Regions from separate parts of the Mus musculus genome. Here region 2 is linked to region 1. The links are chromatin contacts, found by POLR2A ChIA-PET in ENCODE. All regions are on one chromosome and are shown on one strand. The core of a region is the stretch at or near the end of the contact, and the rest is flanking DNA. Distances in the headings are between cores, read along the strand shown.

What was found. ChIA-PET counts read pairs that join two places held with the same protein, here RNA polymerase II (POLR2A).
Region 2: POLR2A ChIA-PET joins it to region 1 with 47 read pairs in Patski. The contact joins the promoter of Hnrnpl here to the promoter of Nfkbib in region 1. POLR2A ChIA-PET finds 5 or more read pairs at or near these places in 4 of 5 experiments (Patski and embryonic stem cell).

What each region holds. Positions count from the first base shown.
Region 1 is chr7:28,765,080-28,768,141 of GRCm38, forward strand. It overlaps Nfkbib (nuclear factor of kappa light polypeptide gene enhancer in B cells inhibitor, beta), which reads right to left and starts at 1,565. Exons shown (of 6, transcript NM_001306222.1): 1 at 1,165-1,565. The coding sequence starts at 1,343. Sirt2 (sirtuin 2) reads left to right here and starts at 1,673. Exons shown (of 16, transcript NM_022432.4): 1 at 1,673-1,788; 2 at 2,553-2,599. The coding sequence starts at 1,773.
Region 2 is chr7:28,809,347-28,812,408 of GRCm38, forward strand. It overlaps Hnrnpl (heterogeneous nuclear ribonucleoprotein L), which reads left to right and starts at 1,544. Exons shown (of 13, transcript NM_177301.5): 1 at 1,544-1,822. The coding sequence starts at 1,565.

The DNA of each region.
Region 1 (3,062 bases), core at 315-2,814:
CGGGATGTAGTGATACCCACTTGGGAGCTGAAAGCAGGAGAATGAAATGTTCAAAGCTATCCTCAGCTACAAAGTAACCTCAAGGCTAGCCTGGGCTACATGAGACCGTCAAACACAAACAATCGAGAAAGGAAGGGGGAGGATAAAGAAAGCACAAAAACCAGACCCAAAGTAACCAGAGGGAAATAATAAAGGAACAGGAACCAACAAAGTAGAAAGTGAAAACTAAGGCAACTACTCCTGGCTCTTTAAGATGAGTGTTTGTTGGGTTCCCCTCATGGGTCAGGCACTGAGTCACTGGGCATACGCAATAAGCACAAAGGACAAGAAAATCCCGGGTACAATCCCTTAATGCACGCCGTCACCACAACCATCCCTTCTCCCCAGCTTATCTACTAATCAACATTTCCTACTCTTTAACCTTTTTTCAGTCACCCTCTCCTCCTTTTCCTCTTCCCTCCTTTTTGATACTGGGTCCTTCCAGGCTGTCCTCGGACTAGTGATCCTCCTGCCTCAGCCCCTCGAGTGCCAGAATGACAAGTGTGTACCATCACACTCAGCTAAACTAAAACCAGGGATTGGAAGGTGGTAGTTTGGGAGAAGCATTTGGCTAACAGATGAATCTAGCCTCATAGAATAGAGTTTCTACATCTTATGTAGCTCTGGCTGGCAGGGAACTCAATCAGGTGGCCTCAAATTCACAGAGATCCACCTGCCTTTGCCTTCCAAGTGCTGTGAGAGCCATGACACCCACCAGCTCAATTTCTTAACTGCAGGGTCAATACTGGACGTGTCAGCTTCAGAGACTCAGGGCCAAGAACTAGTTTTGAAATCAAAATCTGGCTTATACAAGAATAGCCAAAGACCAAAGACTACATCTGGAAGTAAGAGGTAAGAAGATGTGGGAACTAGAGTGGTCGGAAAGGTTCAGATCCGATTTGGGGATCAGGAGCTCAAATTTATAGAGTTCAAAAAAGGTGAGACACTTGACTGTGTGAAAGCGTACCAGTCTCACAATTTAGTGTTTGGGGGTTAAGGGCCAGGAAGTCCAGCATCGGAAATCAAGAGTTAGGAACGAGACGATACGAAGTCACAGGAATCGTAGGCTAAAGGGGACTCAGGTAAGATCCCAGGGCTCAGTCTAGTAATTTAAGGTTTACTCACGTGTCCCCATCCTCAGTGACGTAGCCAAAGACTAAGGGCGCCCACGACAGCTCTGGGCCAAGCTCTGCGCCCAGACCTGGTCCTCCGGGAGCCGCTGCGTCGGGACCTAGAGAGCCCAGGCCGCTGTCGCACCATTCATCGGCATCCGCAGTTTTCCCCAAGCACGCGACCCCGGCCATGGCCCCAGCCACCTCGGGTGGCCCCCTGTGGTCGCCTGCCTGTCGCTGGGCTCTGCGATGAGCTCCAGTGCTTCCGCCCTATCGGGAATTCCCCAACACGCCCCCTCATATACCCAATCAAAATGTTTTAAATAGCTACACCCCGCCCCTGTACTGCACCACAGCCAATCAGAAAAATGAGGTGGACATTCGCTCGCTGAGTTTCCCCACATTTTCCAGACGCCCTTTATCAATATGGCCGCCGGCGCCAGGCTTTTTGGGATTTGTAGTTTGATAACATGAGAGGCACATTGTACGAAAGCGGTTATGGGGATCGCATTGCCTGCCGGGAGTTGTAGTTCTCTATCCTATCTCGGCCTCTTCTTGTTTCCGCTGCCGTCACGGGACAGAGCAGTCGGTGACAGTCCCGAGGGCCCCCACCCCGTTCCCATGGCCGAGCCGGACCGTGAGTTAGGGGCCCTGTTGGGAGGGTGGGAGGGTCGGGCCGCGCCGGGGCCTGGCTTTGGGCTGCAGGCCCCGGGGCCCGAGGGTAGGCTCGGTGGGGCGGGAGACAGGATCTACCTGAAGGGAGTGGGATTCGGAGGGGTGTTGCTAAGTGGTCCGTATTACTAGGTTGGTTGGTTTCTGGATTGTGAAATGTAAGGGTCCGATTGTCAAGTTCTTAATGATCGCATTTCTCGTACTTTGGCTGCTGAGGACCCTCGTTGCTAAGGACCAAAGTTACCACTATCCCGGTTGCTAAGGTTGTCTGTTGTTAAGGGCAACTGTAGGATGGGTTCCGGGGACCCCTGTGGCCCCTTACTATCTCATTCCTTCAGTTCTTGTGCCTCTCCTAAACCTCCTACCTTCACTGCATCTCCTCTCCCACACTCAACTCTCAGCAGAAGTATCCCTACTTACGTCTCTTGAAAAACTTAGCCCTCCCTCATTCTCTCGACTCGCACATGCTACCATATCCTGCTTAACTCTGAAACCTTCCTTCAGTCCAGTCTCGCCTGCTTTCTCCTCCTAAAGATTCCCCTCCTCAGCCTTTTCACGTCACACATACCTCCACTCTAAAATATGCCTTTTCCCATCTCCGATAGTTTTACTACCATCCCTGACTCTGAAATAATTAGGTTGGTGGGTCCTCTTGTCCTCCACCATTGTGAGCCCTTCTGCTTAACTCTTTCCCCGCACTGTAACCACGTCTGCTCCCCTCCTCCCCAGCCTCTGACCCTCTGGAGACCCAGGCAGGGAAGGTGCAGGAGGCTCAGGTGAGATGGGGAAGGGGTGGAGGGAAGGAGAGACTTGGTTCCACGTGCCGCACTGGGGGGAGGTGGCAAGGGAAGGCTTTTACCCAAGGGCCCTTGGCTTATGGCCCTGATCCCCAAGCCCATCTGGGGATTAGTACAATCTCCTGGGAGAATGGTGGCTTCTTGGGACTGTCAAGGAAAATGTATAGCCTCAACCCCTGGTTCCCTTCCATATCGTCCTCGTTTCCTACTGTTGCCCATCCCATCCTCAGCCCCTTCTGAACCTCATTTGTGCTGGACCTGAAAGAGACGGTTTTCCAGTTCAATCCGCAAACTCAGATCCTATGAGGTGGGGGAAAGGACCCTATAGGGCACGTTATAAAAGTATCGAAGCTGGGTGTGGTGCCAGCCCCCTGTAATGCCAGCACATGGGGGGGGGCAGGGGAGGGGGGAAGTGAGGTAGGAGGATGGAGAAAGGAGAGGC
Region 2 (3,062 bases), core at 294-2,793, 44 kb after region 1:
GGGTAGCCCTGAACTCAAGGCAATCCTGCCTCCAGAGCGCTGCATTACAGGCTTGCAACCACTACGCCATGCTTAAAACTTATCCCAACACCCGGGGTTCTGTTCTCTGAGCCTTTACTCACATTTCAAACTTAGTACCAAGCGGATATCCGCTTTGGGAATGACCTGGTGGAAAGGTGTCACAGCACGTTTTGAAGCGGCCTGTGAGTCTTACACCGTCTCAAGACGTGTGTGTGTGTGTGTGTGTGTGTGTGCGCGCGCGCGCGTGCGTGTGGTGGGGGTGGGGGTAGATACGCGCCTTGTCTGTGCTAGGCAAGCGTTCCATTGCTGAGCTACATCCCAGAGTCTTCTTGACTCCCTAGTTTCCCCATAAAGCCTCTGGACGGGTCTGTGGTCGGGATCCGGATCCTCCGTCAGTACGTTCCCTGTCTGCTTGCTCCCCGGCGGGCACTTGTCGGCGTTGCAGCTCTCGGGCTTCGCAGGACCCTGGGAGGAGACAATCGCTTCAGAGCAGTCTCCAAGTAGCGAGTCTAAGCCACAGAGCACTCTGGAGGACGCAGGGTGCTCAGTTGCCAAGTGCGAACCGAGTTGAACTATAAAGATCTACCACCATGACTGAATTTAGAGTGAAATGACGGTGCCTGCCAGGGTCCAAAGTCACATGGCAATCAATGAGTGTTTTATTAGTGAGAAGTGCTCAGATTTGAAGGTTCTTTTAAAAATAATAACCTCCAGCTTAGGATAGGGTAGAGGTGAAGTAAACGTTCTAATGGGTTATAGCTGCTGCAAATTGTTGTCTTGCTCTAGACTTCCGGAGCTTGCAAACAACAGACGCGCGAAAGACCGTTCGGGTACTCGAGTAGTTGTATCCCTTAAAGTCACCTCTTCTATTGAAGCCCCCCCCCCCCCCCAAAAGTACAGGAGCGCATGCGCTCTCTCGGGACCGGTTCCTAGATTGCGCCACAGAGAGCCTACGGGCTCTCCTTTTTCACCAATCAGAAGCTATCAGTCGTCCTATACCATCTGGCAATAGGGCATTCTTTCCACTCTTCATTGACCAATCGAGTGTTGACGTACGAGACGGGCACCTGGGGGAACAATTGTAGGAACACAGAAGGGAAGGCCTTTCTTGTATCCCAGCGGAGTGGCGCGGGAAGATGGTCGTTGTGACTGGGAAACGCAAGGATTTCAGAGTGACCGATTAGCTAGGAAACCAATGAGAGCGGGAAGGAGGCGGAGCTTCGGAGGCCCACTTCCATTTACTGTTTGTGGGAAGGCGGAGCGATCCCAAAAATCTGGCCTATTAAATCAGAGTTTATTTTAAGGAGGTGGGGCCTGGCGGAATGACTGGCAAGAAGCGTTCACCTATAAGGAGTGCGATTGGCGAACAGAGGCGGTCTTTCCAATAGAACGGCATGCGTCCTATCCAATAGAAATGAACCGTGAGGAAACTTCCCCTCCCCCCAAGATAGGGCCAGTGGCTCCCCCTATCGGGTGGGGGCGGCGAGTGACGGGCGTGTCCCTCCCCCAATGAGAGGCGGGGGGAGGCGGGTTCTGCGCCGCCATGTCGCGGAGGCTGCTGCCCCGGGCGGAGAAGCGGCGTCGGCGGCTCGAGCAGAGGCAGCAGCCGGACGAGCAGCTGAGGCGGGCGGGAGCGATGGTGAAGATGGCGGCTGCGGGCGGCGGAGGTGGCGGTGGTCGCTATTACGGCGGCGGCAACGAGGGAGGCCGAGCCCCTAAACGGCTGAAGACTGAAAACGCCGGCGACCAGCACGGAGGCGGCGGCGGCGGAGGCTCCGGGGCGGCGGGCGGCGGCGGCGGGGTGAGGCTGGGGCTTTAGACTCCCGGAAGGAAGGGGAAATTTCGTACTTTAAAAAGCTATTTATTTTTCACAGGGGGGAAAAATCTCTGCGCAGGCGCTGCAGCCCTCGCGCTTTTTTGGTGGGTGGGGGAGGGGCAGGCGTTGGGCAAACGGCGGGGTTTGCGCGAGGACAGGCGCTTGCGCGTGCGCACAATCCGAAGCGGGGCTTGAGGGGGCGGAGGAAGCGGCTGGCTCTGCAGGCACCGCACTGCGCAGGCGCCGCGGGCCGGCATGTGGGGGGCCTAGGCACGCGGTCGGGCCGTTTTTTTTTTTTCTCCTCACTTCTTTATCTTTTTTTTTTTCCTCTTCTTTCCGTGTCCCTATGCGCAAGCGCGTTTCTACAACCACAGCCAGCGAGCGGGAAGCGGGTGGGCGGTGGCCTGACCGAGTCGCCCCGTCGCAGTTTTAATCATGGTCGTTTCCATATAGAAGTTCACTTGATGAAATTATAAAATTATAATGCCCAGATTAAACTGTTTAACTTCTTTTACTGTGTGCATTGAAAAACGGAAGACGATTTGTGAAAGGCAGATTTAACTTTGGGAATTGAGCCAAGCTTAGAAATTATCACTCGATTTGCTTAGGGCTCCAGGATTGGGGCATTTATAAACTAAACTGTATTATGGTCCTGTGGCTATGCATAGAGTCTTTCAGCCTATTTAGTCTTCTGAAGGTCACAATTATGGTGTCTGGGTTAGGATGCAGTTTGCATTCCTTTTAAAAGTTTATTATTAAAGTCCTTCCGGTGGGCACGGAGTCACAGGCCTTTAATCTCTTTGGTTTGAGGCCAGCCTCTTATGCATAGTTAATTCCAGGACAGACAAGGCTGTGAGACTTATCAAAAAGCCAAACAAACAGTGCCCTCTTGATGAGGCTGCTGCTCATGCATTTATCAGCTTCTCCCTGTTGTTACAGTGTTAGGTTTCTCAAGGATTTGGAAGACATTTTAGTTGAGTCTGGTAAGTTAACTGCCAAGCTAGACAACGGGAGCCCATGAGGTGGAAGGAGAGAACAGACTCCAAAAGGTTGTTCTCCGAACATCTCATGGGCTGTGTGGTGAGCCTTACCCCCACCCTAATCATTTAAGGTGAGAGGTACCTCACATTCGGTGTTGGTCCTCTGAGATGGGGACTTTTATGGACTCCCTTTACAAAGCAGGAAAGACACTGGGTAAATTAGGTTGAGTCTCACCAGTGACAAA